Regions from separate parts of the Mus musculus genome. Here region 2 is linked to region 1. A link is a loop called in an ENCODE intact Hi-C map of the cell type or tissue named here. Cell type or tissue: gastrocnemius. All regions are shown on one strand. Links, peaks and the distances in the headings refer to the core of each region. The heading gives the core; the rest is flanking DNA. Region 1 holds the start of Slc39a7 (solute carrier family 39 (zinc transporter), member 7). Region 2 holds the start of Brd2 (bromodomain containing 2).

Region 1 (14,778 bases), core at 2,491-10,490:
CCCTTTTCTCTCCCTCTTTCTCCCTCTTCCTCTCTTTCCTTATCTCCCAGTCTTTGGCTTCCTGGCATCTGCTTGGTCTCTAGCACAAACAACATCTGGGCAATCGATCATCCTGGGCACAGGGGAGGCCGAGAGGCAGCTGTAGAAGAGAGGTCTTCCAGTTGCCACAGAGACTGGGTTGAGGTGGGGGCAGGGGCAACTCTGCCTGTGCTAAGGAAGGGCATATAAGAATAAGGTGGCCCAGAAGCCTGTGCCCTCAGACTTGGCGAATGGGTTCGAAGAGGGGGAAGGGGAAACTGAAGCTGCCACACAGACCAGGAGCAGGTCCAGGGCCCCAAGCCACACATCTGTAAATGCTATCAGAGTTCTTGCCCAAAGCCCAGGCAAGCTCCGGACACCTGGAACCTCAGTCCTGCCCTGCCATCCCCCACCACCTGAATCCCAAGATTCAAGTCTCAGGCCATCAGCCAGGTCTCCTTAGGTTTCAGCTTCCCGGGCCCAAACTCGATGATGGAACGAGAAAGTTTGCTCCCACACTTCCCACACCATCTCCACAGCAGAGAACTCCCACAGAGAGTGCTTGCAAAAGTGTTGGTAGAAGTGTGGGGCGGGGCAGAGGCCAGGGCAGTCAGGAGAGCAGAGCCTGGTGGGGTGGATGAGGTGGGGCAGGCAGGAGAGAAAAGGCCCTTTGAGTCCAGGAGCTGAGGAAACCGCGACCTTCCCCCCGCCCCTGAGGAGCCTGGCCCCAAAGTGTAGCAGCTTTGCAAACACTGACACACAAGGGCAGCTTTGAGAGAGTACGGTGAGGGAGACAGAGACACAGAGACTCACAGAGACCCCGGGCAAAGGAGACCTGAGAGGTCCCCACCCTCCGCCAAATCCTGATGGAGGACAGTTCCACGCCATGCTCACAGCCCACCCACCTCAAGCCACATACTAACCCCACTGTCTCAGACCCACTGCCACTCCACCTATCCCCTTGAGCCCCCAAATGCCCTGTCCTATACCCTCAGGAGTTCTTAGCTAACCATCTCCCTGGAGTCCCTCCCCCCACCTCCACTCAGTTCCCAAATGGAGACAGTTATCTTGGTCATCCCCCTGCCTCAACTCTGTAAACACTGTGTACTTCATTCATCTGCTCTTTCTTTAGTCTAACCTAGATCCTTTACACGGTCATCCTGCCAATTTTCTCTCTTGAGCAGAGAAAACATGAATAATGGATATCTATACAAAAATCAGACAGACAGACAGACAGACAGACAGACAGACAGACACACACACACACACACACACACACACACACACACACACACACACACACACGTATTCCAGGAGAGAGGAACTGGTTCCTTTCTGCTTAGATCCAGTTATCAAATCCTCTTTTCTAGGAGGCTTTCCCTTCTAGGAGGTAAAAAGGGGAAAGATGGGGCCAGTGGACACCAAGGTCCCACGGGAGTCCTGCTGGCTAGAGGGGAGGGGCAGGAATGCAAAGAGTTGGCTCTGGCCTCAGACACCTGATCCTGGCCTGTCCAGCGGCCGTCCTGTTGGCAGCCAGCCCCCAGGCTCCCTAGAGCCAGCCGCGTGGCAGCATCCAGGGCACAGGGAGGGGTTGGGGGACCCAAAGAAGACGGGACAGTGGAGGTAGCTTTCTTCTCTAGCCTTCTAGGCTCCAACCTACAGACGTTCACCCCATTTCCTCTACCCATCAGTCCTGGTATTCACTACCCTGACATCAGCAAAGCCTGGACAAAACTGGCTTTGGCCATCTCAAGTTCTTCTAAGGATCCAAACCAAGAATCCAGCCTACTCAGCCTCTGGACGGTGGCTCCTGTTGGCCGGCGTCACCTGCCCTCTGCCAGTCATTTCAGAGAGGGAGACAGTCCTATAGTGGCTCCAAGGAACCAAAAGTGTCATGCCCTTCATCTAAATCCTGGTGCCCAAAATCCCTTTCTTAAGGCTCAGATGCTCCTACTCCAGGCATCAGAGGTCCCTTCCAAGCAGATGCTACAACCTCCAACTGACTGACACCCAGGCAGGACTCCTCTTACCTGCCCATCCCGGGGCAGCGCTCAGACCCAGCACCAGAGGTAGGAACAGAAGGAGGCGGTGGCAGCGGCTGCACCGCTCCATGGCTCAGAATGCCAGATCCCAGGCAGTCCTGGTGCTGACAGCAGACAGAAGCCAGCTGAGCCTCGGAACCAGGACCCCGGGATGTCAGCAGCTTTCAGTGGCCCAGCTCCATGCAGCAAGGTGCCGTTGTGGGGGCACCTCTTCTTGTCAGTGCTGCTTGCTCTTCGGTGGCCGCTACTGTGTGCCCCTGGCCACCCTGGCAGCTCAGAGACCCCAGCTCGCCCCCGCCCCTAGGTCCAGCTCCCGCCTCCTGACGCCCGCCCACAGCCACCAAGGGGAAACCCCACCCCGATCTCCACCTGGGCAGGAGAGTGTGAGGGTTGGAAACCTTCCTCACTCGCTAGCCCTGGAATGGTACACCCCTACTCCTGGAGGGATTAGGTAGCTCGCGTGCCCCCTCAGATGGCATTTGTGGGAACAGAATATATCTTCTTCAGCCCCTTCACTTTTATGATCCTATAGTCCTTTCACACCACGGCAGCTGCCCTTGGGGGCCCAGAGCCCCTATGAAGAGTCCGGGGAGGGACTCAGGGCACAGTGGGACAGAAGGGGCGGGCCTACGGGCGACCGTTCCACGCCCACTCGTAATCAGCTCTCCATAATTACCTCCCTCGTCCTGCCACATGTAATTACAGAGCAGTCCTGGGCGGGGTGTTTATAGACCCAGCTATAGATAGCGACCCAAAGGTGGGGGGCGTAGGGTCGCCCTGCGGAACGGAGAAAGCTGAGATGGGTGACGTGCTAATTGCCCCCAAAGATAAAAATACTGGACTAGGTGAAGCAGAATGAAAAGGGGTACGGGGTGGGGGGGGGCGATGCTGATGGAAAGGTCTGGCAAAAGAGGGTCACTCAGGGTCGTGGCCGTTCTAGGAGGGTATCGCTGAGAGCAGCGCACCCCTAAGCGTGGGCACAGTGCCGGGTCTGCCAGGAGCCTGTGGCGAAGCCAGGGTGAAAGCTGAAGTGACCAAGACGCCGCCGCCCGCTGGCGCTGGAAGGGCACCGGCAAACAAGGCGCCTTTGAAAAGCAGCCGCTCTCCCTCCTCCCTGGGCAGCCCCGCCCCCAACCTGGCACACCCTCTCCCCCTCCCGACAAAGCACGCCTTGTGTCCCCCACCCTGCACCGGCTCTGTAGGCCCAGGGAACCTCAGGCCGTGGCAGCATCCAGGGAACATGTCAGGGTTTCTCACCGGATATCCCCACAGGTAGATGCCCTGGTGCCCACCGCCCATATAGTTATCTCAGTCCAGAAAATGGCTATTTTAACTGGAAAGCAACTTTATGTGCAAGTGAAAGATGGGAGGGAACCCCCAAAAGAGGTCCAGGGCAAAAACCATGCAGCCCAGCACCCAACTCTGCAGGCTGGCCACCCCCATCAATGTCCCCACTTGCTCCCAGCCTAGCTGTGCTGAGGACTAGGGAAGAGCTGTAGGGCCACCCGAGGCAGAGCCCAGGGAGCTTTGGGACAGCCCACCTGAGGGGCCTCCTTGCCCACATGCCATCTCCAGCCCTGACATTTAAGTCAACCTGGGGATGTACAGTACTTCTTTGAGTCTAACTCCCAGTCTCTCCTCACAGGAAATTAAAAGAGCAATGGGTTCCTCCACCTCCAGCAGCCCCTTCACTACCCCTTTATTCTTCAGTCTGACTGCAGGAGGGACTGTGGAAATGGGGCTGACAGGAGTCAGAGGCAGGTCCCTCCTCTGCCCCATCTGTCAAGTCTGAGAGGATAAAGGCTGTCAGAGCCCTGCTCCCATGATCATCAGCTTGGGGGGCCTGCCCCACAACACCCCTTTCTGGGGGAGCTCTGTTCCACTCTTCAGAAGGGAGTGAGGCCAAATGAGAAGGAAGCAGGGCAGTGCTTTGTGCTGGGGAGCCAGGATGAAGAATCACCTGCACCATGGGAGACCCCGACAAATTCAGAGACTCAAGGCCACTGAAGGTAGACATATAGTCCTCACAGGGATCTGGGGTCCCCTCTGACTTGGAGACCAAACGAACCCTGCTAAGTGTTGCCAGATCCCTGGCAGGCTGGGCAAGTCCCCTCCTGCTCTGCACCTGTCCCATGGCTCTGCCCCCTGCCCAGGCTCAAGTCCTCCTCAGTGACACTCGGTGTGCATCTGGGCTCAGGCTAGCTGGTGGGGAGCCTCAAGCATCTCCATGAGGAAGGTGTCAATGGGGGTGTCGCCAATGAGCTTGAAGAAGAACAGGTGCTCCAGACACTTGAGGCCGATGGAGCGGAGGGCAGGAAGACGTAACAGCAGCTTGGCAAACCTGAGGTGGGGAGGAAGGGAGTGAGAGCCAGCACCACCCAGGCCCTGGACATACCCCAGCTTCACAACCCCCACCTCCCCCTTGAGGTGTCCACAGCCCCGAGGCCCTCACCGGCCCTGCTGCTCAGGGTACTTCTGCTTGCAATAGGTCTCCAGTGAGGCGTACACCTTCTCCCGAAGGATCTCCACCTCTCCAGGGTTGGAGAGGCCCTTGGCGTCTGAGATGGTGAAGGAGGTAGAACAAGGGAAGACGGCAGGTGAATCAAGTCAGGACACACAGACATGCAGTGTGGCCCTCAGGGTGAGGGAAATGAGGCCCGCTGGGTTTGTGGGGTGGGGTGAAAAGGGAAGGCACTAGTGCAGTGGCCTTTTCAGGGTCAGCTGAGATTTCTGGGCTGAGGCGGGGTGGCCTCCTCTCACCTGGATTAAACAGTATGATTGCCCGCAGGCAGCCAAGCTCTGTCTTGTCCATCCTCATGTCACGCATTTTGGACACTAGCTCTGTCAGCACCCTGGAGAGGGACCTGCAGGTCACTCAAAGGTCACAGCTCAGCCAGCCTTGGACACGGACCAGCCTATAGCTCCACCCCTTCTAGCCACAGGCCAGCCTGGCCAAGGGCCACTGACCGATCAAAGATGGCTCCCACGCCTGCGGAATGGGCTGAGTTTCTGTGCACATGAAGACCCGTGGCCAGGAGGATGCCATCTCGGACATCAATGGACCGATGGGAGAAGGACGCAATGAGGAGCTCGTTCCAGCCTGGGGGCCAGAAGGCACCGAGGGTCAGCAGCCGGACACCAGGCCACGGGAACCCAAGTACAAAGAAAACAGAGGCAAGGTAGCCAGCTGGGCTCCCTGAATATGCACGAGAACGCTGCTGGGGTCAGTGAAGGTCAAGAGACTAGAGAGGGTTCAAAGAGATCACTAACCTGCCCGCAGCAGTATGACCTGATCGTCCAGAGGTAGGGAGGAGAAGTGCGGGATCCTCTTTGCCCACTCAACGAGTGTGAACAGCTGTTTGTCAGCTGCCTGGCAGATGTTAGTCACTGGGTCATTTGGCTGCAGAGACAGGGGGGAGATGCATGGGAAGGGGGGGACACCTTCCTTGTGAGAGGTGTTTTATACTCCTTTCTACACCCTCATTCCCTGTCGGGATCCAATCCACCTCTGCGGTCCAGGCTCCTCTCAGGGCAGTCATAGAAACCACTACCAGTCTGGGACTGTCCAATGGGAGCAGAGAAGAGGGAGCTTTCACCCCGTGTCAGAGACGAGACTTTCTAAGAGAGAGTCTCACTATGTAGTCACGACTGGCCTGAAACCTGCTATGTATACCAGGCTGGCCTTGAACTCATGGAGATCCACTTGTCTCTCCCTTCCCAAGTGCTGACATTATAGGCATGGATCGCTACACCTGGCTCACCTCAGATTATTGAAAGGCCTTTTAGTTCAGTGCAAGGTAAGGAGGGACTGAAAGAAGGGAAGAGGGGAGATGGAACATACCCGACTCCTTCTCCCAACCCCCACCCCAGGAGAGAAAGAATCAATCCCATCACTCACGCTGCTGCCACCACCCCCGGTGGCCCCAGGACCCTCAACGCCTTGGTCACTCTTCTGCTCCACAGCAAGCTCTGCCTCCAGGATCCTGTCCACAGGCATCTCCTCAGGGGCTCCCCCAGCCCCATCTCCATCCCCGTCTTTGTCCTTCCCCCGTTGACGCTCCTCCTGAACCGCTGTGGGGTGGGGAAAGAGAAGTGCAAAATTAGAAGCCAACTATGGGGTTGTCTGAAACTCATTTGGGGCCTTCTCAGGGCCAATGTCCCTTGAGATAAAGCGACCAGGGAGGTAATTAGGATCAGAAGGGTAGAAGAGTCCAAAAGCAAATCTGTCCAGCACACACCAGACCCTGAGCTCTGGCCCCACCGCCACAAATTATAAACACACAAAAAGTAAACGAATAGGCAGATAAAAAGAGAAGGGTACAAGAATCAAGGATGAGGGCTGGAGAGATGCTCAGTGGTTAAGAGCACTGACTGCTCTCACTCCTTTGTTCTCTTGCTCTTACTCTCCTCTCCTCTCACTCTCCCCCTCTTATTCTCTCTAGCCTTTCCTCTCTCTCTCTCTCTCTCTCTCTCTCTCTCTCTCTCTCTCTCCTTTCCCCCTTTGTCTCCTCTTGGCTATGGCCGGCCTCTCTTTTACCTTCTCTCTTCCCCCCTGCCTTTCTATAATAAAGCTCTAGCACTGACTGCTCTTTCTGAGGTCTGGAGTTCAAATCCCAGCAACCACATGGTGGTTCACAACCATCTGTAATGGGATCTGATGCCCTCTTCTGGTGTGTCTAAAAACAGCTAAGGTGTACTCATATATAATAAATAAACCTTTAAAAAAAACCAAAAAACAAAAAACGATGAGCCGGGTGGTGGTGGCGCACGCCTTTAATCCCAGCACTTGGGAGGCAGAGGCAGGCGGATTTCTGAGTTCGAGGCCAGCCTGGTCTACAGAGTGAGTTCCAGGATAGCCAGGGCTATACATTGACTGCAGACACTCCTGATGGCAAACTCTAAGCTCTGCTAACTAAAGAGCAGCAGCAGAAAGAGCCTGGTCTGGTCTGGACGGTGTGTGTTCTGATGCTGGTCCTATCACTCTGCTGGGGTAACCCCGGGAGGGCTGACTTTCATCTTTTTTAAAGCAGGAATTGGACCAAAATGAGCTCTAAAATATCTCTTAGAATTCCAGGAGTCAGCTTTGCTTAGAGACAGAAGGAGAGACACCAAGTCCCGACCTCTTCAGTGATTCTGTAGTTTAACCAGGTCCAAGGAAAGACTGGGAGACTAGGGAAAGAACATGGCATCAAAAGAGGGAAGGGCTGTGTGCAGTGGAGGAGAGGAAACAAAGACCCATGAGGAAAGAGGTCACCTCGCCCTAGGGCCAAACTCTGCTGGGAGGTGGATGAACCCTGAGATGCAACCATGAAGACAGAGACAGAGACAGAGACACTGAGAGGTACCAAGCTGTGGAGGACAGGAAAGAGAAACCCAACTGCGCCCCCTGGAGGAGAAAGTGAGCAAAGTCCCAAGATATGGAGGCCATGGGGCCCTCAGCAGTCTCCCCTGTTCCTCCTCAGGGCTCTCCCACAGGGTTGGAGAAGGGCCTGTGACTGAGGCCTGGCCGGGGCAGGCCCTTACCCTCCCTTTTCATGCCAGTGGCCAGGCACTTCTGATAGCGACAGTACTGACAGCGATTCCGCTGGCGCTTGTCCACTGTACAGTCTTTGTTATCACGACACGAGTAGGTCAGGTCCTTCCGAATGGTGCGCTTGAAGAAACCCTTGCAGCCCTCGCAGCTGTAAACCCCATAGTGCTTGCCTACGAGAAAGGTTGGCAGTTAAGACAGTTTTGTGGAGACCTCCTTCTTAGGGAGTCTCTTACCAATCTGCCCAGAGAGGGAACATAGTCTAAATCCTTCCTGTGTTTCATCCAAAAAGGTGACTCAGTCTTCGGTGACCAGAAACCATGTAGCACCCCCACTCCTACCCCTCTCCACATCTGATATGAATCTAAAGGTCCCATAGGCCTCCTTGCTCTGACCAGCCTCAAGAACCCTTGGGAGCCCCATAGGCAGTGGTAAACAGCCCCGACGTGCTTTTTTCTTCTACGGCTGTGCTGAGCCCCATACCTGAGCTTCGGTCCCCGCAGATTGCACAGAGCCGTTTGCCAGCCCCAGGACCACCTGGAGGGGGTGGACAGTGCAGGCCCCGGACCCCTAAGACCGGTGGCTTCACATCTTCAGGGGGGCCAGACCCACCCCCAGGGAGCGACACTGTGGAGTTGATCTGGGATGGGGGAGACAGGGAAGTCACAGGAGACTCTCATATGTCAGGCAAACCACTTCCTGCTTGTGAGCAAGCCCTGTACTATTCCAGAAGGTACTGGGGACACTACTGTCTAACGTAAAGGGCCTTCCTTGCACGTGACACCAAGAGTGATGTCCACCCTTCTGTAATTGTGCTACAGTGGCCCTGAAGGGCACAGGTCTTAGAAGGGCAGGCATATTGAAGCGAAAAGGGCAGCAAAGCCACCGTGAGCTGAACAGGACATCAAAAATATTCCCTGCAGGCTTAGGGTTTGTTTTCAAAACAGAGCTGATGAAGCATGCACCCCCACAGACCACCCCCTTCAGGAAGAGCAAGGGGTCCGAGACCACAGGCTTGCTATGATTAGAGAACTAGAAAGATCAACGGGTTTTGGGGAAGTTCACCCAAAGATGGGGAGTGGGGGTGAGAAGTTGAGAACAAGGAACTGAAGGCACAGTGGCAATAAGCAGGCCACAACCTCTCTCTCACCTGAGGGCTGCTGACAGGCCCGGAGAATCCTGGGGGAGCCGGAGGGGGCAGACCAGGGGACCCCATGGAAGAACTGATGACTGGGAAGGGGGAGCCCAGTGGCGGGGGTGGCATTGGAGGTGGAGGTGCTGAAGGGGTAAGAGGTGGGCCAGGAGGAGAAGACGGACGGATCCCCTGAGAAAGGGGATTTGGGGAGGAGCTGTCTGGGCTTCGGGAATCTGAGAAGTGGGTACGTACAAGGCAGACACACACGGACAGGAGAGACAAGAAGAGAAAGTGAGCCTTTTGATCATCCAAATGGACACTTTAATTCTCCCTGACCCACCACAGCCCGCAACCCTGGAGTTCAGAAATACCAAGTGGCCAAACAACAATTTCACTTCTAATAGTCGTGAGAGGAGGCGGTTGACAAAAAGGGAGGCAGGTCAGGCGGGGCTACTGGGTCATCCCAAGCTGACCTCGGGAGGGGGGGCTGTGAAGCAGCACGTGGAGGTGTAGCAGCGAACCCCTCGTCCAACCCCAACTTAGAACATTCGGGGCAAAGAGTATGGCAGAAATACCCGGTCCCAGAGCGTAAGCTCAGCCTTCGAATGCCCAGAGTCCTCCAGCCCACGGGGAACGGTGTCCTTCCCACGCCCGAGACCGCGCACGCAGGCCCCGCCGCGGGCCCGAACCTGAAGGGCGGAAGCTCCCCCGCCGCGCCCCGCCCCGGGGGAGGGCGCTGGGCCTCGGGACGTCGAGGGCGCGTGTTTACAAACAAGGGGGCGGGAGCGCGGGGAGGGGGCGCGAGGGGCGCCGGCCCGGGCCCACGGGACACTCACCCCGCCCGCTGTCGCCCATCCCGTCCCGGCCAGCCTCCCCCGGCTCCGGCTCCAGGGCTTGCTGCTCTCCGGCCGCCGCCGCCGCCGCCGCGGGATCCAGCCAGGGCCGCCGCCGCCGCCACCGGGACGCGACCCCACAATGCATCTCTTTTCTCACCCCCACCGGCCCACACTGCCCCGCGGCATGCCGCGGCGGGAGGAAGGGCGGACGAGTGGCCCAAGACATGACGCCCGGGCCGAGGGCGGGGAAGCCGGAGAGGCGCCAGGGACGCGCAGGGGGGACAGCGGGGGACTCGGGGGCCGCGACGAAGCCGCGGAGGCGAGCAGGCCGCGGCCTGTGGCAGCGCGACTCAAGAGCCGCGCTCGGCTCGGCACTGAGATGACAGCACCGGCGCGGCCGCCATCTTTGTACAGACGGGAAGTCTCGCCTTGAGCTCCCGCCCCTTCGCCGAGGTGGAAACGGAGGAGGCGGTGCCCGCCAGCCCGCCGTCCCCTCGGATAACCCCCCAGCTCTGCGCATGCGTCCTGACGCCGTGGCCGCGCCGCCCTCGGGGCGCCGCCATGTTGGTAAAGGTATCGGGGCGCAGGCAAGAAAGGGAGCTTCCGGATCTCGCGGGAGCTCGAGGCGTGAGTGCCACGTCCCAGCAAACCGAGAACCGAGAGGATCCCGGAGCCGGTGAGAGGTCCCTGCTGCTCCCTTACGGCGCTTTCCAGGCCTTTACCCCAACCAGTGGGCCATAGAGACGCGGGCCCAGAGAGACCGTAAAGTTGCTGATCAAAGGCTAGAGCGGTGTCGGGGGTGGGGGGCTGCATCCAGGAAGGGTGTTGGGGATGAGGTGGACCGGCCTTGGGGACAATGTAAGAGCGGAGCAAGTAGTATAGAGGAAGGGCTTCAAGGGACGCGGATCCCGAATAGGTAGATTGAGAGTCAAGTCGAGTCGTCTCTTGTTCCTCCGGTCAGCGTGATGACCATGGGCCTGCGGGCCCCCCACTGGGTGGCTGTGGGACTGCTGACCTGGGCGGCTTTGGGGCTGCTGGTGGCCGGACACGAGGGTCATGGTGACCTGCACAAAGATGTGGAAGAGGACTTCCATGGCCACAGTCACGGGCACTCACATGAAGATTTCCACCATGGCCACAGCCACGGGCACTCGCATGAAGATTTCCACCATGGCCACGGCCACACTCATGAAAGCATCTGGCATGGGCATGCCCACAGCCACGACCATGGACACTCACGTGAGGAATTACACCATGGCCATAGCCATGGCCACTCCCACGATAGCCTCCACCACGGAGGACATGGACATGCCCATCGTGAACATAGCCATGGGACTTCTAGGGAGGCTGGGGCTCCAGGCATCAAACACCACCTGGACACTGTCACCCTCTGGGCCTACGTGAGTCGCCAGGGGATGTGGGGAAGAGGGACTGGTTCTTAATCGGTGGGAAGCTCCATCTTTGCCTTCTGATTGTGCTTCTCCACCAGGCACTGGGGGCCACAGTGCTGATCTCCGCAGCTCCGTTCTTCGTGCTGTTCCTCATCCCAGTAGAATCTAACTCTCCCAGGCACCGCTCTCTGCTCCAGATCCTGCTCAGTTTTGCTTCCGGGGGGCTCCTGGGTGATGCGTTCCTCCACCTCATCCCGCATGCCTTGGGTAAGTAACTTGTGGGCTCCGCCTCAAAGGCTTAAGCGGTTTTGTTCTTTCTCTTTAATGATCCCAGATTTTCCGGTTGTCTTCAAACACACATCCCCTGAGCCAGGCATTCCCTCATCAAGCCTTTTCTCCCACTTCCCGCAGAACCTCATTCTCACCACGCTCCAGAGCAGCCTGGACATGGACACTCCCACAGTGGTGAGAAAAACCAGGGACTGGTGTGCTGGGAAAGGGCAACCTCTCCATTCCCATGCTTCGCCTCTTACACTTGAGTCTGCGTCTCCCTTCATGCTTTACTGCCTCCGTTCCAGGCCAGGGCCCCATTCTCTCTGTGGGGCTGTGGGTTCTCAGTGGGATTGTCGCCTTCCTCGTGGTGGAGAAATTTGTGAGACACGTGAAAGGAGGACATGGACACAGTCACGGACACGGAGACAGGCATGCGCATGGAGACAGTCACACCCATGGAGATAGACATGGTGAGCCCGCGTTGCCTGCTCTGTAACACACTCAGGGTCACCCTGTGGAGCAGGACACATGCGAAAGCTCTGTTCCCCACTCTGATCAACTCCTGTTCTCCCTCAGAGTGTTCTTCAAAGGAAAAGCCCAGCACAGAGGAAGAGAAGGAAGTGGGCGGGTTGCGGAAAAGGAGAGGAGGAAACACTGGGCCCAGAGATGGCCCGGTGAAACCTCAGAGCCCTGAAGAAGAAAAAGCAGGCTCAGGTAAGGGATGAGCTGATGGGTTGGCTGTGGGTGTGTGGGTGACGGTGGGAGTCTAGGAAATGGGGGCGAGGGGGGGGCTGTATGTGAACCGGCTTGATGGACACCCTCAATCATTTTTGTCTTGTCTCTTTGCAAAAAGACCTGCGTGTGTCTGGGTACCTGAATCTGGCTGCTGACTTGGCACACAACTTCACAGACGGTCTGGCCATTGGTGCTTCCTTTCGTGGGGGCCGAGGGCTAGGGATCCTGACCACAATGACAGTCCTGCTGCACGAAGTGCCTCATGAGGTTGGGGATTTTGCCATCCTGGTCCAGTCTGGCTGCAGCAAGAAGCAGGTTGGTGCCGACTGCCCATCCTTGGTTCCTAACAAGCTACACTACAGTGAGCCGTTTAGAGTCAGGGAAAGTCGTGCCTTTACCTCTTGCTCTGTTTTACGCTGCAGTCCTCACCTGTGTATAGTTCTTTGATGGCTTAAGGTTCTCAGGAGATGTCTGTTCTAGTACTCCCTCCTCAACCTGGCTGTTTTGGGGGGCTGCGGGCCTTAGGTGTGGTCCTGAGGCAGAGTCATTGACTACGTATTAGCTATCGAGGGAGCCCCAGGCGACAGCTATCTGACTGCTTCCTGGAGCTGGTGTCTGGGACCCAGATTCCTGTCCTCGTGCTTGTGCAGCAAGCACTACCTGTGGGTCCTTCTCCCCAGACCCTCCTTTCCTTAACACTGCTCCCACCTAATTTTAGCTGTCGACAGTCATATCTTTCTCTTTTCTGCCCACCAGGCGATGCGTCTGCAACTCGTGACTGCAATTGGAGCATTGGCAGGCACTGCCTGTGCCCTTCTCACCGAGGGAGGGGCAGTGGACAGTGACGTGGCAGGTGGTGCAGGTCCTGGCTGGGTCCTGCCATTCACTGCAGGCGGATTTATCTACGTAGCAACAGTGTCTGTGCTGCCTGAGCTATTGAGAGAGGCATCTCCACTGCAGTCACTGTTGGAGGTGCTGGGGCTGCTGGGGGGTGTTGCCATGATGGTACTGATTGCCCATCTTGAGTGAGGGGTGAGGTGACCTGTCCTTCCCCTAACTCCTAATAAAGGCAGTTGGTAGTCCTGGCCAGTGCTAATGCCAGAAGGAGTGTCAGCCTTGGAGATTAGCAGAGCCTCTGTTTGAGGCCTTAGAGGTATGAGGATCATACGGAGCATGAGAGGCCAGAAGGACCACGGAGTGGGAGACTGCCCAGCAGCGTTGTTGCTTTTGGAAAAATCAATGGGACCATGAAGAAGACTGGGAAGACGGTAGCCTACCCGATGGTCCCTAATCTACGATTTCTCAGCGCCAGCGTGCCGCAGGGGTCCCTCCAAGGCCCATCTCCCTCTGAACTAGTTAGTGATGGCTTCAGGGAAGACCTGGCAGAAGGACTGGGGTAGACATCAATCGTGTGTCCTGATTTGAAGGGGGAGGGGGGCTCCTTGGGAAGATGTCTCAGCCTGATTTTTTGTCTCTACTCATTTTATACCACTGTTTGAATGGGTGCGGAGGAACGGTGACCAGGAATAAAAGACCTTGGATCTTCGGCCCCACATGCAGCCTTTGTCTTTATGTGGGGAACTGGGCCCCTTGGCTCCTGGACTCCCTAGGTCCCCAAGTGGTGGTGGATGGTCACGCCCCCGTGGTGGGAGGTCGCGCTGGTGGCTACCAAAGGCCTCTGACTAGTGTGGTTTCTATTGGGTCCGTACCGGGCCTAGCCACGCCCCCGGCGTGCTCAGATTGGCCTAGGCTCAGGGCACGCCCACCCACAGCCGCCATGGCGTCTCAGCTCCGGCTCCGCTCTGCGCTGGCCCTGGTCACAGGTTCAGGGGTTCCCTCTCAGGGTGGGTTGGGGTGCCCGGGCCATGTCAGCGAGAGCCACCCCTTGAGTCCCTGGCCCTGTTGTCTGAGTTTCAGTAACTTTGCGCCCCGTGACCTCTGACCTCCTCCCTTCTTCTCCCGCTTCCGCGGACTCCCATCTCAGGTGCGGGTAGCGGCATCGGCCGTGCGATCAGCGTGCGCCTAGCGGCAGAGGGCGCCGCCGTGGCCGCCTGCGACCTGGACGGGGCCGCGGCACAGGACACGGTGCGGCTGCTGGGAAGCCCGGGGAGCGAGGACGGGGCGCCGCGCGGCAAGCACGCTGCCTTCCAAGCGGATGTGTCTCAGGGCCCCGCAGCCAGACGCCTGCTGGAGGAAGTGCAGGTGAACCGGACGCCGCGCCGCGCCACGCCACGCCACGCCACACACCCCTCAGCCCGGCCCTTTGTGGTCTTTGGTGTTAGCCTCCCCCTCCCTCACATAGGCCTGCTTTTCTCGCCCGCCATCTGTCGTTGTGTCCTGTGCGGGCATCACACGCGATGAGTTTCTGCTCCACATGTCAGAAGAAGACTGGGACAGAGTCATAGCTGTCAACCTCAAGGTGGTGATCTCTAAACCTGTGACTTGTGCCCGCCCCCAGCCTGGGGAAGTACTTAGAGGAAGGCTGCCACCGCAGCTGATCTTGCCTAATTTGTTACCCTCTCGTGCCAGGGCACCTTCCTAGTCACTCAGGCTGCAGCCCAGGCTTTAGTGTCCAGTGGCGGTCGTGGCTCCATCATCAACATTAGTAGCATCATTGGAAAGGTCAGGATGAGTTGGGCCAGGCCAGCTAGCCACGTGGGCGCTGGGAAGCGGCTCCCCTGTAGACGACTCCTGACTTACTCTGGGTCTCTGACTCACTGTAGGTGGGGAATATCGGACAAACGAATTATGCGTCGTCCAAAGCAGGAGTGATTGGGCTCACCCAGACTGCGGCCCGGGAGCTTGGACGGTGGGTCAG
Region 2 (14,778 bases), core at 6,779-14,778, 85 kb before region 1:
AAAACCTAAAACCGCTGGCTAACTGTCTATAGCTCCATTTGTCAGGAGTGAAGCTGTTAATGGGCCTTCCTTCCGATCACGGATGCTGAGACGATGAGGAAGTTGGCTCGGAAGGGCTTGGCTACCGGGGACTTACTGAAAGATGAGGCTGAGCCTGGTGGTGCAGACCTGTACTCCTGGCTACTCAGGGCCTGGAGTACAAGATCGCAAACTCAAGGTGGGGCCAGGAAGAGCAAACGTCTAGTTTCTTTGGAAGGTTAGTTACGTCAAATTATGTTTTGCTGGGGCACACAGGTGAAAGGATGTTTTATTATAGCAAACACGTGAAAGGAGCTGTGATGAACGAGTATAAATATGACCCCACAGTGGGGGAGGAACACTGAGCACTGGTTTCGTTTGCTCCACCTCATTACTCTTCACTAGCAACACACATGCATTGGTTCACCTTACATAGCGTTGTTGAGCTCAACTTGTGGTAACACTGCCATTGAGAGAAACTCACCCAAGAACTGCTCAGGAGGTTCCTGACGCAGCTTGCTGCCTCTGGCAGCCTCACCTCAGGCTGGGTGGTGAAGCCTGGTGATTTCTTCAGGCTGCCTGGTGTGTGCTTGATGAAGGAACTGGACTGTAGCTGCCTGTTCGCGTGTGCTGTCTGTCTGCCTAGAGGACTGGTCTGTGGCTGCTAAGTCATATCTGGCGTTTGCTCTGGGACTGAACTGCTGCCCAAGACGATCAAGCTCACCCTCAAAGAACTATTGCTGAACGGGGCCACTTCCCCCATGTCCTAGTAACTTTTCTCTTCCCCTACTTCTGCTGGGTGGTGCATTACAGGAAAGGCTGAACCCTTATTAAAAGTGGGTTGCAAAAAAAAAAAATCTATGTCTACAGGGCTACCCAAAAGCCAGCTTGAGTCTCAGAACTTGCCTCAAATAAATAAATAAATAAATAAATAAATAAAGGTAGGTTAGAAAAGTCCAGTAGCAAAGCCTTGCCTAGAATGTATGAGGCCCTGGGTTGCGGGAGGGAACAAAGGGGAGGAGGGAAGGGGAAGAAGAGGAGATGGGGCGGAGGCGGGCAAAGAGAATATGATCTTAAATGTTTTAAATTTGGAGTGCTGTGGTGAGGTGGAAGGAGAGGGACCCCAGGTGCGGCTGATGAGTCTGATTTGGAGAGCCATGAACACACAGGATGCAACAGAGGGTCAAACCACCAAGTCGACTACGCTGAAGGTAAACAGGATAACCTCATTAGCTACCACCCAGTGCCCAGGCAGGAGATCGAGCCACACCTGGAATCCAGGCTGGTTTTGTTAAGAAAGACAGATGTCCCTATGTAGTTGAAGCTGGCCTCAAACTCATAGCAGAGTGGCCTTAGCCCACAGTGTTGGGCTTGCAAGCACACTAGACTGAGAGAACCGGATATATAAAGTCAGTTTCAAAGATGTTAAAGAGGCAGGAAGAGCCCAAGGGAGGAGGCTGCCTGCAGCTGCAGCCGCGAGAGATGGATGTGCAGGATCAGACACTGCCCAGCCCCTGAGCCAGGATCCCTGTCTGTATCTGCTGCAGCCCTGTAGACACCGGCAGGGGCAGCAGCAGCAGCAGCAGCAGCAGCAGCAGCGGAGATTCATCTGCTGAGAAGCTGCCACCAAGCTCAGGATCTCGGGGGAGCTTTCCCCAGGAAGCTGTCCAGACTTCTGCAATGGCTACCTCCTCCACCAAGGGCCACAACTGTCAGTCACCCGACTGGAGGCTGAAGCAGTAAGTTTCTGGGGTTTTCCGTCGATCTTTTTTTTCAGAGCCGACTGCTGGCAGAATCCACAAGGAAGCCAGCCGGGAGGGTGGTTCTTCAGAGAGTAACGAACACTGTATATGCTAAGAATCTGGAGGTGCCGGGAACGCCTAGCAGGGGAAGGATGGAGGCTGCCCCAGGTGATGGAGGCACACAGCAGGTAAGGCGCTAAACGGCCCACTCTGGATGCAGGAAGGGCTGAGGAGTATCAGATCTGCAGTTATAGTTGGAAGGCGCATTTACTGAGAACACTCTCCGAACTGTAGGAGTCAACTCCAGATTGTGGTGGGCTGTGGAGGGGGAGGGGAGGAAGAAACTGTCGCTGTGTGTGCGACAGAGGAGGAGACGGAGGGTGGGGGAAGAGGCAGAGAAAAGATCTAATGCAATGAACTAAGCTAAGCAGTTCATCTTTGTGAAAATGGTGCTTCTGAGGCTTGTGAAACCTGTGCCCAACCCCCCTTTTAATTTATTTTTATTTATGTATATTAGTGTTTTGCCTGCATGTATGTCTGTGTGAGGGTGTCAGATTCCCTGGAACTGGAGTTGCAGACCGTTGTGAGCTTCCATGTCTGTGCTGGGAATTGAACACTGGTTGGTCCTCTGCAAGAGCGGCAGCCAGTGCTCTTAAAACAGTGAGCCATCTCTCCAGCCCCATCCTGTGGCCCATCTGACGAATCACAGTAGCAACTGTAGCCAAACACAAAAATAAAACAACATGAAGAGCTCCTGATGTTGTAGAACAGCAAGCTCCTTCTGTCGGTACGTGTCTAGGTGGGGAGATTTCAGGAGATTGTTTTTAACACTCCGCAGGGGAGACACACTACACAACTTTCTTCCACTTAAGTTCTGGAGGTGGAACCCAGGCGCTCACATCCTGGACAAGCATTCTCTGTGGGAACACAAGCCCAGCCACCCACCTGGAACTCCAAACCAGAGTCTGCAAGCCTTCTGAAGGCAATTAGACCAAAGAGTGACCAAGACTCTGCCCTTGTCCTTCCTTCCTCAGGCTTCCCAGGCTGCTCTACCTCCCTCATAGACCCCTCTGCTCTCTACTGATCTTCCCTGGAGTTCTGTCCTTAACTCTCTTATTTATGGATACTAAAATGTGAATTTCACATTTCCATGTTTCATGAAACATTCTTGCTTTTAAAAAAAAAATCATTTAAAAAAATGTGAAGCCATTCTTAGCACCCAGGCCATAGGAAAACAGTGGGCTAGCTTTGGCCAAAGGGCCATCCATATTTTGCTGAATGCTAGTCTGTGTGTGGTCAGAATCAGGATGGAAGCCCCAAATAGTCACCTTTTCTGCCTTGCGCTTAGGAACTGTGGCCTGGCACTAAGCATGGTGTATTCTGCAGACAACAGCGAGTCCTGAGATCTTCTGGGCAAATAGCAGCAGTGAGTGGGCGGGCAGTGTGGGCGGGCTTAGGAGCGGGTGTGGCCAACTGTGGGGCAGGAGGAACCAGCAAAGGGAAGCCAGCCTTACCTGGAGGCTGCAGGCTAGCCAACTTTTCTCCACTAGCTACAGTGGGATACAAATAGCAACAAGCCCAGCCATTTGTATCCACTCTACCAACAATCTCCACCAAAGGTATCTGAGAGCCCGCTCCCAAGTGTTTCCTAACCGCCCCCCCCAACTGGCACAAGCCAATGTGCAACTGTGTCCCCCACTTTTACACTTGCTGAAATCCCCTGCTCTCCACATGACACTGTTCCTCAGTATTTCTGTGCCTCTCACCAGGTCGACTTGAGCAGTCTGCACATCTGACACAGTTGGCCCTGTCCTCTCTCCTACTTGGTCTGGACCCCGACTGGCCTGGAAGCACTCTCTAGTTCTCCCTCCGGCTCCCATCTCTGGTGTTCCCTTTTCACAGCTATTCTTCCAGCTGCTGCTTGGTTTTTCTGAGGTGGAGTCCTGTTATAGCCTAGGCTGCAGGAAACTGTAGAACATGCTTTGTACTCAAATCAGTTCTCCTGCCTCAGCCTCTCAAGTGCTGGGATTATAGGCGTGAACCACCACACCTGGCTTTAAGGACTCCCCTGGGGCTTTGTCTTCAACCTTTGTCCTTCTTGCAGGACGCAATTGCCCTGAACGGTATTTATGGCCTCACCCCCTCCCTCTCCGTTCAGCACATTTGCTGGCATCTTCCAAACTCAGAACCACACAGGTTCTGATCTGGAATCCACCCTGACATTCCACTGCGTGTGGTGGCTTCCACTCGAAAGTTGGGCAGCTCCAGCTCTCAGAATGTTTTGTCTGAAGGAAATCCTGTTCCCCGAGGAGTAAAAATGCTACCTGTTAAGTCGACTTCAGCAGAATACAGTAAAACGAGAGACGTTTCTGGCATGGAAACCAACCAATTCTGGAGGCCAATCTGGTGGTACATGCCAGAAATCTCAGCACTGGAGAAGTGGAGACAGGAAGGTCATGAGTTCAAGGCCAGTCTGGGCTAATAGACACTACCTCAAAATAGATCAGAATAGGATGGAGAGAATGGGAAAGAGAGAAGGGAGAGAGGAGCTAACCCTGGTTAATGTAATATATAAGGTGTTACAGGCTCAGCTTGTGGGACTCGAGAGTGACCACATGGGCCTTGAGCTGTCACTCCTAGGCCACAAAGGCCTCCAGCCTGTGTTAAATTTCTCACTCTTTCAGAGAGAAGATTCGACTGGTTCTTCTTGAATTAGGTATGCGCCCATTAGGCCCGACTGTGGCCAAGCACAGTATCACCTCTTAGTATTGCCAAAGAACAGAGAATCGCCGGGTGGTGGTGGCACACGCCTTTAATTCAGCACTTGGGAGGCAGAGGCAGGAGGATTTCTGAGTTCGAGGCCAGCCTGGTCTACAGAGTGAGTTCCAGGACAGCCAGGGCTATACAGAGAAACCCTGTCTCGAAAAAACCAAAAGAAACAAACAGAATCATCACTAACCCCTCAACACGGCCATCTTCAACATAGCCAACTGCATGAGGTCACTCTAGGCACGCAGGATAGGATAAATCTGTGTGTTAGCCGGGGGTTATCCCAACAGCACCACAACATTAGGGGTCTACAGAGGTCTACTCACCAACACTAATTAAGCATTTCACAGGCAGATCAGCTCAGAAACCTTCCAGTTCCTTCCAATGACAATAATCTGGGGCTCAGGAATGACACCGTTGGCGACTCAGTCACCTAAGTCGTCAGTGTGGGAGTTATCCCAACAGATTAAACAGTCCTAGCAACTGACCTGTAATCTCCTGAGTTTGCTCCCCACTCTAAGTGAGAGTGCTCCATATACCCCCTTTTTTGTTAAGATTATTTTAAATTATGTAGGTTATGTGTGCAAGTGAAAATGGATCCCTGTGGCCAGAGATCTACAGCTTCCCTCTAGGTTGGCCTTGAACTCCTAATCTCCTACTTCCACCTCCCAAGTGCTGTATTTAAAAGCAGGTTCCACAGCCCGGCGGTGGTGGCGCACGCCTTTAATCCCAGCACTCGGGAAGCAGAGGCAGGCGGATGGATTTCTGAGTTCGAAGCCAGCATGGTCTACAAAGTGAGTTCCAGGATAGCCAGGGCTATACAGAGAAACCCTGTCTTGAAAAACCAAAAAAAGAAAAAAAAAAAAAAAAAAAAAAAAAAAGCAGGTGCCACCACACCTAAGCTTAATCCTTGACTCAAAGCTCAACACAATTTTTCCTTCTTAAAAAGCTTATCTACCTTACTATGGCCATCACCTTAAGGATAACTCTTAAGTGTCCCTCCCCTAGCCTTCAATTCTTTGGTCCCAATCCAGACCTAGAACTCTGTAGAGCTGTGTACTCTGATAACACACCAGTCAGAAGTAGATTATGGGTTCAAATCCTAGCTCTGCTACTTAGCAACAGTCTGATCTTGGACAAGTGATTCAACATCTTTCAGTTTCCTGTGAAAACTAGAGTCAGAGTCCCAGATCAACCATATCAACATAGTGAGACCCTGCTCCTCTCCCTCTCTCTCACACACAAACCACACACAACACAAAATAGTCACACCCTCAGGATGAAGTCTCATAATAAGGAGAAACAGGCAATCACAGTTCACTATAAAAGGTACGATCATAAGTGGATTCAAATAAGTCAGCTTACTTTAAGTGTTGAGAGTAAACTGTTCGCAGCTGTTGGTTTAAAATGAAGGAAAGGCAGCTCCTTGTAGAAGGAACTATGTGTAAAGCACTGAGAAAAAATCCAAGATGACACTGACACGTGACCCGTTTGGGAAACTGCTCTGTGAGTCGGCTAGGGGGCTGGAGAGGAACTGGCTAACTGGAGACTGGCAACAGGAAGCAGACCTTTCCGACAAGCCTGGGATTAACAGATAACACAGAGCAGGGCAGTGGTGGTGCATGCCTTTAATCCCAGCACTTGGGAGGCAGAGGCAGGAGGATTTCTGAGTTCAAGGCCAGCCTGGTCTACAAGTGAGTTTCGGGACAGCCAGGGCTACACAGAGAAACCCTGTCTCAAAAAAACAAAAACAAACAAAACACAGGAGCTGAGTTCTAGCATAGGTCAAGAGGGAAAGCCCATGCCGGGCGTGGTGGCGCACGCCTTTAATCCCAGCACTCGGGAGGCAGAGGCAGGCGGATTTCTGAGTTCGAGGCCAGCCTGGTCTACAAAGTGAGTTCCAGGACAGCCAGGGCTATACAGAGAAACCCTGTCTCGAAAAACCAAAAAAAAAAAAAAAAAAAAAAAAAAAGAGGGAAAGCCCAGGGAGCCACAATTTAATACGCAATTTCAGGGCCGTGGACAAAACCCAGAGCACGTGGAATTATGGCTTCATGTCCTAGCCACTAGCCATGCCTGGCCACTGAGAACTTGAAAATATGGCTGGTGCCACTATGAAACAAATCTAAACAGCATGTAATACTGATTTAAATTCAAGTTGCTACTGCACAGTACAAATAACAAGTCCAGGTGATGCAGCAGACACAGGCACGATTGCCTGGTTCTTGAGGACACAGCAGTGTGCATTGATAGATGAAGAAGGGAATGGTAAGTTCAGGTGAATATAAAGTTGTAAGGAGAGGTGAGGACATCGTGCATGGACAGAATAACACAGCAGCAGATCAGATGCGCCGGACAGCCCACATCAATTCTGAGCATGCTCCAGTGTCTGGGGTTATCCAGGCAGGAATTTTTCATAGGAAGTTCCACTCAAGAGAACTGTCTAATCTTACGGTGGAGTTGAAAGGCTTGAGTCATTGAAGATGTAGAAGCATTCCAGACAAACAGCAGGAACCAGCTACCCAAATGTACAAAAGGGAGACTGGGGGTTGGGAACATGACATGCATGGGCAATGTCAGGGAGAAATCAGAAGTGGACTCTGGGGTGGGCAGCTGGGAGGTCCTGCTAAGTAGGGTGGTGAGGTCACACTCTGGGGCTGCATGAAGTGGGAAATAAGAGAACTGGGAGGAGACAAGCAGGGAGAGTCTTGTAAGTCCAAGTCCTGCTGTGCAAGGAAGTTGAGAAAGCCACGGAGTACTTAGAGACAGGGTAGGTACTGAATAGGGTTTTCTTTTTGGCTACTTAGAGACAGGGTAGGTACTGAATAGGGTTTTCTTTTTGGCTAAGAGAGCAAAATGGACAGGAAGTTACTTAGGTTAACAGAGAAAGGTGACCAAGTCAAAAGCAATTTCCTTCAACTGAGAAGCCCCGATAAAATAAGAGACATGCCCTGTTCTACACACGGAAAATACAGGTGGGCTGCTGGTGCAGAGTGTAAATCCAGACCATACCTTCAAAGACAAAAGACAACAGAGATAAGCGCGAGCTTCGCACTTTAAGTCAACTGCATTGTTTTTAAGTTGTCACCCTAAACTTTAGTAGGATGAATTCAAGACTGAGAAACAAACTAGTAAGGCAGGTCACAGAAACAGAAACAGAGTATAGACAATGTCAGGAAAGAATCATGATCAAAACGAGCAGAAATGACGAAGTAGAACTCTATGTTAATAAATGGTCTACCTGTACACGATCAGAGAAAGAAACACGGGTGGTATACTTCGAAGGCAGGATTCGGGTATTTTCAAGTCTCATAGAGGAAAAAAAAAAGAAACAGTTTAAGAAATTCGAGGAACCCCACAACTCCTCCCGATTAAAACGTCAAATCGAGCGTGCAACATCCAAGCGGACCCCCACCGTTCCAGGGAGGCTCGCCCTGCAGTCCCGCTGCTGCAGCCAGGACCCGCGTGCCTCCTGGGACCACAGCATGGGGCCCCGCGGATTCTGGCCAGAAAGTGCCAGGCAACGCCTCAGACCGGAGCCGGAAGAACCTATTCCCCCCGCCGCGGTGGGGAGGGGGGGGAGGCCACCGGGGCGCAGGCCCGCGCGCTCCCGCCACACCCATCGCTCAACGAGGTGGCCCCGAGGCTCGGGGCGCACTGAGCCTGCGCACCGCGGCTCTCCCCGCGACCCGTGCCTCCCCTCCCCCCAGACCAGGCACACCCTTGCGCATGCGCTATGTGTTTCGTGGGGCTGCGGCAGCCATGCTGAACTCGTACCGAGAGGCGAGTGGGGGGGACGGGGGCGACCACAGGCGCAAGGGAGGCCGGGGACCTGGCGAGGCAACAGCCTTAGCGAGGTCTGGGGTCTCGGGACACAGGTCTGGGCCTTGCAGTCCCTGTGACCCCGTTCACGACCCTCCGCAGTGTTCGGAAACCTCGCCCTCGTGGCCGTAGGGGGGGCGGACACGTGACCCGCCCCAGCCAGTCGGAGCGCTGCTGACGTGGCCGCGCGGCCCCGATGCTTTTCCCCCCACCCCCAGCGGCTAGGGAAGGGAGGGGCTGGGGGCTACGCCCCCTCCCCCAACGCCTTCTCGGCTTCCGGGGGGGTTGACACCCCGGATTCCTTGCTCCCCCCCCAGCCGGGCTGAGGGCGACTTTCGAGGGCCCCCCCGTGGCTCCTGGATCCAGGTGAGCAGGGGCCCCTGGGGCGGGGACGCCATCGGTCATTTAAATGCATAAGTAAAGGTGGGGAGTGGGAAGAATTCTTGGGGTTCAGGAGAAAAATCCCAAGGGGGAAAGACTTGTCTTTCAAACACCTGACAGCCAATGGGAGTGTGGACTGGGGCCAGCGCAAGAGGGCCACTGTGTGGGGGAGGGGAATGGCCAACCTCGTGCCTACATACCCATCGGAGGGCAAAGGGGCGAGGGTGGCTTGTGCCCCATGCACCCGTCACCGGGGGGGGGGGGGGGGACAGGAATCGGGAGCCAGGTGAGATGGGATGTTTTGGGCGGGCGAGGGGAGGGCGACCCCGTAGGCTGAGTGTGAGTGTTGGTCGTGGGATGCGAGAGCTTAGGAGTTGGCAGCTCTGGAGGTGAACTGGTGTGGTTCCCTGGCGCCGACTCCCTGCCTCCCCAGGGACTCCCTAAGCTCCCTTTGTGTCAAGGGTAGCAGGCTCGCCATCGTCACATGGCGTGATGGAGGCTCGGTCGAGTTTGTGTGCTTTTCACGAGGACGCGGCCTGTGGGGCCTGCTGTTCCCAGCTGCGCATCCCCTCCGGGCTCTTAGCTGTTTGTCTCTGCCCCAGGGTGGGGAGGGCTCACCGGCCCAGAGCCTGGGGGCCGCCTGCGAGCGCAGTCCTGGCCTGAGGTGGGTGCTGGGAGGGGAGAGCCAGCGTGGTCCGAGCCTCCCAGTCTCCGAGGTCTAGGGTTTCTCCGGGTGGCATGCTCTACTGCCGCCCTCCTCCCCTCCCCCTGCCTGGAACAGTTGCCTCCTTGTGTGCTGCGGGGGAGGGAACGGAAAGGAGGAAAGAGTTACTTTTCCAAATTACTAAGTAGCAGCAGCCTCCCCTGTGACTCATGTGGGGGCAGGGAGGGCTGGGAATGACTGGGGCGCAGTGATTTTCCGGAATGCAGGGAAACGGGAGCGTCGTCTGGCTACCCTTTCTCTCTAAGGCCCAGCAGTTTCCCCGCTCCCCGAGTTCTCTCCCCACCCCCACCCCACCCCCGTCGGGCTTCGGCCCGGACCCGCCAGGCCCAGGTGCGGAAAATCCAGTTTGGAGGCCGGGCCGCCAGGGGGAGGGGAGAGGCCTCTAAAGTTGCTGTGTCATTGCCCTGCTCGCCGCAGCCACCCGGGCGGGGCCGCGCGCACTCGGGCGACCCGGGCCTGGTTCCCGGCGGGGAGTGCAGGGTCTCTGCTTCCAAGGCGCACTTACCCCTTGCGGGGTCTGCGCTTATCTTGCGGTCCAGAAGACGGGAGCTTGGCCGCCATGTTAAGTGCAGTGACCGAGGTTCGAGGTCGAGGGCTCATGTGGAGGGAGGGTCGCCTGGTTGCAGTTCTAGGACCTAGGCCAGTTGGGGCTATAATTGGGGAATGGTGAGCCCGCCTTACAGCCCCTCACCAACGTTAATTTACTTGCCCAGACGTGCACACCTGTCTTCCCAGCCAGGGAAAGGGGAGTTTGGGAGCGAGAGGTGTGTTCTGGGGGGATAGACGCTTTTACTTTCGCGCGAGGGGCTACCCCAGAGTTGCTTTTGCCATCTGACCTTGAGAACTGGCTGGTGGTTCCTACTTAAGTCTTGTTTCGAGTCCCAAGACAGCGTAGGGGAGGGGGAGGGGGCGAGACAGCTCCCAAAATGGCTCCTGCCCCTCCTCGGAGGCGTCCGGCTGCGGGGGGGAGGGGAGGGAGGAGGGCTGCAGAGCAGCGCCGCCGCCGCCTCCTCGGCTCGCCCTCCTCCCTGGCGCTGACCGATGGAAGAGGCGCTCCGTGGGGAGGACTCCCAGCCCGATGGGGGCGGGGGGCGTCAGCTCGCCCACGCTGGGGCGAGATGGGGCCAAGGAGCCGTGCGCTGCGCCCGCTCTCCTCACCCTGACGCCGGGAAAGTTTGCCGAGATCGGCTTTTAGGGCATGTGGACGCCTTGTGCGTTCCTAAGGCGGGTAAGTGCGCGAGAATCTGCAAATGCGGGCGGGCGGGCAGGGTATGAGCCCCCGGGGCTGGCTAGACAGTAAACACTCGGGGTGGCCTCGCATCTTTAGAGCTGAGGATTTTAGGGCAGAGCGTGGCCTTTGCTATCTGATTACTTTGGTTCGGGGAAGACGAGGTTAGTCTTGGAACGCTCCGGTCATGTGTTGGATCAGGGGACGTTAGATCGCGTCGCGGGGTTACTGTGGAGCGCTCAGCCGAGAAGCAGGCCGCGACTTCTAAGATGGCGTCTGTCTTCCTTGTTTCAGATTCTCCACTGCGGCGGCCTCGCAGCCAAGAACCTTTCGCCCGCCCCGCCCGCGCGACCCGTCCCACTCTGCGCCCCGCCCGCGCCGCCAATGGAAAAGCTGCAAATGGCGCGACCAGCCTGCCGCGGGCGACCGGCAGAAATTCGGTGTGTGCAAGCCCGGGAAGGCTCCGTCAGACCTGGAGGTGGGGACAGCGTGTTGCAGGCCCCGGGGAGATGGCGCCTACACGCCGTTCGGCCTCCATCTCTCCCAGGGTTCGCCAAGCCACGGCGCAGCCAATTGGCTCGGAGACATGGCGGGGTGCCTTTTCGCCTTGGCTCTCTGCGGCACTCTGCTGCCGATAATCGACGCCTTGGAACTGGAGTTTGTGACGTCATCCTTCGAGCGGACCAATAGGAAAGGCTCCCGCGAAGAGGCGGGCCTGCCCCCTCGCCTTTGCTTCTCCAGGCGCGTGAGCGGGCGAGCACGCGCGGAGGGGGCGGGGGAGCTCGCGAGCAGGGTGGCGCGCATGAGCAGCGAAGCTCCGCCCCTCCGGCTATATATAAAGCGCTGGCGCGGGGCTCGGCGGCGCCATTTCGCGCTGGAGTGGAGCAGCCTCTAGGACGAGCTGGAGGATTGCGCCTACTGACCCAGCGTCTCGGAGCCTCTGCGGGCCGCCAGTACAATCCACGTCCATCCGCTTGGAAATGGACTTCGTCCCGGCCCGCGACCGCTCCCGGCGGACAGTGCAGACCCCATAGAAGCCCCCGAGGCTCCCCTTTCTCGGGCCCCGCCCAGTCCTCGGTGTCTGTCCACCCCTCTACTCCGCCCTCAAGAGGATTTCAAAGATGGAGGCGGCGGCTCTCTGAAACCCCTTTTTGGTGCTCATCCGCCTCCATCGGAGGTCTGACGCGGCTCTCGTGACCCCCCGGCGACCGCGGCGGGAAGAGGGGACCCCTGTCCACCGGCGGCAGGCCGAATTGACGACGGTGTCCAGTTTCGGGGACTGCCGGGTTTGCAGACTGCGTTCTCCTGTGGCTCGCCGGCCGGCAGAGGCCGCCGCCATTTTCCTGCTGTCGCCGCCTGCGGAGCGTGCAAAGCTGCCGGAGTTGCGGGGAGGACGGCGCAGGAGACAGCGTTCCCGCCGGTCCCGCAACGAGGCTGACGCCTGGAGGGCCAAGGGCAGCGGCCTTCCCCCCACTTCCCGGGTTATGCTGGGCCCGGCGGTGAGGGGAGCCGAGGCTACCCGGACTTCACGCAGCTGAGCGGCGGCGGTTCCCTGAGGTCAAGATGCTGCAAAACGTGACTCCCCACAAGTACGTCTCCGCCAACCGTGTGTGGGAGGGGGGTTGGGGGGCGGCGTTCCGGGGAGCGGCGGGCGGGCGAGGCGCGCTTCCGCGCCGCAGCTGTTGACGCGAGCTCGCGGAGGGGGCTGCGACGGTTTTGAAGCGGTGGCGGCGGCCCAGGTACTGCGTCTGAGCAGCCTGTCGGTTTCCGCGACGCGGAGACCCATTCGGCCAGGACGAGTTGGACTGCAGGGTGGTGGGGGTGTGTGCGCAGATCCAGCCTTGATTTGTCATCGTGCTTGTGGGGGGTCTTCTTGGCTGCTTCAGTGCCCGTGGAGTTGCCATGGTGACAGCTTGAGGGTTTGCCAGGGGGATTCCCACAGGGTGGAGGGGTCATCACGCCCAAGACTAGGTTTCTGGTACATAGGTACAGGCTGCCGTTGAAGGTCTTATTTCCTTCAGCGGTGGGTGTGTTTGGATAACGTTGAGCTTCATTCAGTGGGGAGGAGGGTGGTTCGGAGACTCAGGGCTCAGTTCACTGCAGATGTAAACAATGAGATCTGAGTCTAGTGTCTTAGCCATTAGGAAACACCTGGTCTAGACTAACCACAGGGAGCCTGTGTGGTGATGGGAACCTCTGTTAGCCTTTAGTCTGAGGGACAGTGGGAGTCGCTAGGGACACTGTTTTTGTAAGGGGGGGGGGCGTGCTATCTAAATTAGGACTTGCTGACGCTGACCTTGACTGTAGGGTGCTTTTTGTTGTGCCTTTTGAAGGAGACTTGTTTGGTTGATACTTGATGGAGGTCTGGCAGTTACTATAGAAGGGATATTTGACATGCTTCCTTTCGTTTAGTTGAGGTTAGGTTGGTTTTGTCTGGTTCCTATTATGGTCTTGAAGCCCCCCCAGAGATTGAAAAAGATAGTATGATGAGTTCTTTTAGGTGTGTTGATATTAAGATTTATTCTTCCTTTTCTTCACTGTCCTCTCTGTCTCAACCACCATGGCAACCATTAAGTCCCTAGTGAGGATGAAGCTTCACTTTCTTAGCTCCACCCATTTTTGTTTCAGATCTTCTCCATAAGGCTAGAGTTGTCATGTGACATTGGTTTTGTATTTATTTTAACCAAGCAGCTCGTCAAACTACCCAGTGTAAGCTAAAGATGGACAAAAACTATTGTTAACTCTTTGCTGGTTGCAATTCACTTCACTGCTTTTTATTTATTTACTTGTTATGGAGACAGGGTTTCTCTGAATAGACCAGGCAGAAATCTGTCTGCCTCTGGCTCCCAAGTGCTGGGATTAAAGGTGTATGCTACCACTGCCCAGCCAGTCTGGCTTTGCAGGGTTGCATAGTGCAAGTTAGCAACATTTTCTTGATCTTTCATGTTATTACCACATCTAATTCTGCTTCCCCTTTTTGCAGGCTCCCTGGGGAAGGGAATGCAGGGTTACTGGGGCTGGGCCCAGAGGCAGCAGCACCAGGGAAAAGGATTCGAAAGCCTTCTCTGCTGTATGAGGGATTTGAGAGCCCCACAATGGCTTCTGTACCAGCTTTACAACTGGCCCCTGCCAATCCACCACCCCCTGAGGTGTCCAATCCCAAAAAGCCAGGACGGGTAACAAACCAACTGCAGTACCTGCACAAGGTAGTGATGAAGGCTCTGTGGAAGCATCAGTTTGCATGGCCATTCCGGCAGCCTGTGGACGCTGTGAAGCTGGGTTTGCCGGTGAGTAAGAGGCTGGATGGGCATGAGCTGGAATGCGTGAGTGGGGGTGGGTGACCTAGCATAGGTGCTGCGGCCCCTAGGGAGTTCCCATTCTCTTAGAGCAAATAGCCACCAGAGTTGTAGATTCTTGGTCCTTTGTGCTTGTTATCTCTATCTTGGCATTTCTCATCTTGCCTCCATGTGTCCCTTAACTTTTGTGCCCTGGCTCCATTTTACAGATTCCCACCCCTGGTTGGGAGAGGACCACGGTGGCCAAAATTCTTAGCTTCTTCCTTTCCCTCATGCAGCCCATGGATAGCCATCCCCAGAGGTAATGTCACAGGATGGGAAGTTTGCAGCGTGGGTGGGAGGTGGGTGGCTAGAGAAAAGGTATCAGGAACCTCCTAGTGGGAATTAAATTACCTTTTTCTAGACTAGTTTAATTGGGGCCGCAGTGTGGGCAATATTCCTTAATAGCTAGGGTGTGCGTGTGGGTGTGTGTGTTTTGTCTGTTGGTAGTTGCCCTACCATAGACATTTTCCTGTGGCTCTCAACTGGATTTTTTTTTTTTTTTTTTTTTTTTTTTTTTTTAGGATTATCACAAAATTATAAAACAGCCTATGGACATGGGTACTATCAAGAGGAGACTTGAAAACAATTACTACTGGGCTGCCTCAGAATGTATGCAGGATTTTAATACTATGTTTACCAACTGTTACATTTATAACAAGGTAAGCTTATATAGTAGCTGCTGAAAGGCAGTACTGGTCATTAGTCCCAACAGGGCTGGAAAGTGCTATCCAACTAGTTAAGGTCTAAGGAGGCCTG

Evidence for each region. A loop is a pair of places that touch in the nucleus more often than their neighbours do. Peaks named below come from ENCODE experiments on the same cell type or tissue, not always from the same donor. Only the 100,000 strongest peaks of a DNase experiment are listed, where the experiment ranks them.
Region 2: a loop joins it to region 1, with 3.0 times the contacts of the local background. A loop is called at or near these places in 14 of 42 quality-filtered maps.

The regions. Positions count from the first base shown.
Region 1 is chr17:34,027,007-34,041,784 of GRCm38, reverse strand. It overlaps Slc39a7 (solute carrier family 39 (zinc transporter), member 7), which reads left to right and starts at 10,095. Exons shown (of 7, transcript NM_008202.2): 1 at 10,095-10,961; 2 at 11,051-11,219; 3 at 11,364-11,417; 4 at 11,531-11,695; 5 at 11,802-11,939; 6 at 12,079-12,275; 7 at 12,717-13,519. The coding sequence starts at 10,527. The coding sequence ends at 12,989. Rxrb (retinoid X receptor beta) reads right to left here and starts at 9,973. Exons shown (of 10, transcript NM_011306.4): 1 at 9,562-9,973; 2 at 8,741-8,958; 3 at 8,074-8,230; 4 at 7,584-7,763; 5 at 5,959-6,131; 6 at 5,331-5,460; 7 at 5,028-5,160; 8 at 4,821-4,912; 9 at 4,513-4,618; 10 at 3,382-4,401. The coding sequence starts at 9,787. The coding sequence ends at 4,254. It overlaps Col11a2 (collagen, type XI, alpha 2), which reads right to left and starts at 2,647. Exons shown (of 65, transcript NM_001317722.1): 1 at 2,049-2,647. The coding sequence starts at 2,130. H2-Ke6 (H2-K region expressed gene 6) reads left to right here and starts at 13,730. Exons shown (of 9, transcript NM_013543.2): 1 at 13,730-13,783; 2 at 13,945-14,162; 3 at 14,263-14,379; 4 at 14,490-14,582; 5 at 14,684-14,769. The coding sequence starts at 13,738. In gastrocnemius, for the core only: a CTCF peak has its summit at 7,458 (motif pointing left); DNase peaks (open chromatin) are centred at 8,155, 8,831, 9,754, 10,072 and 3 more places; H3K4me3 peaks cover 3,324 bases; H3K27ac peaks cover 3,909 bases.
Region 2 is chr17:34,116,101-34,130,878 of GRCm38, reverse strand. Brd2 (bromodomain containing 2) reads left to right here and starts at 8,272. Exons shown (of 13, transcript NM_001204973.1): 1 at 8,272-8,717; 2 at 10,979-12,273; 3 at 13,668-13,971; 4 at 14,544-14,681. The coding sequence starts at 12,248. It overlaps H2-DMa (histocompatibility 2, class II, locus DMa), which reads right to left and starts at 8,047. Exons shown (of 6, transcript NM_010386.4): 1 at 7,945-8,047. In gastrocnemius, for the core only: CTCF peaks have their summits at 8,040 and 9,808 (motif pointing right); DNase peaks (open chromatin) are centred at 10,420, 11,387, 12,519, 13,863 and 7 more places; H3K4me3 peaks cover 8,000 bases; H3K27ac peaks cover 7,571 bases.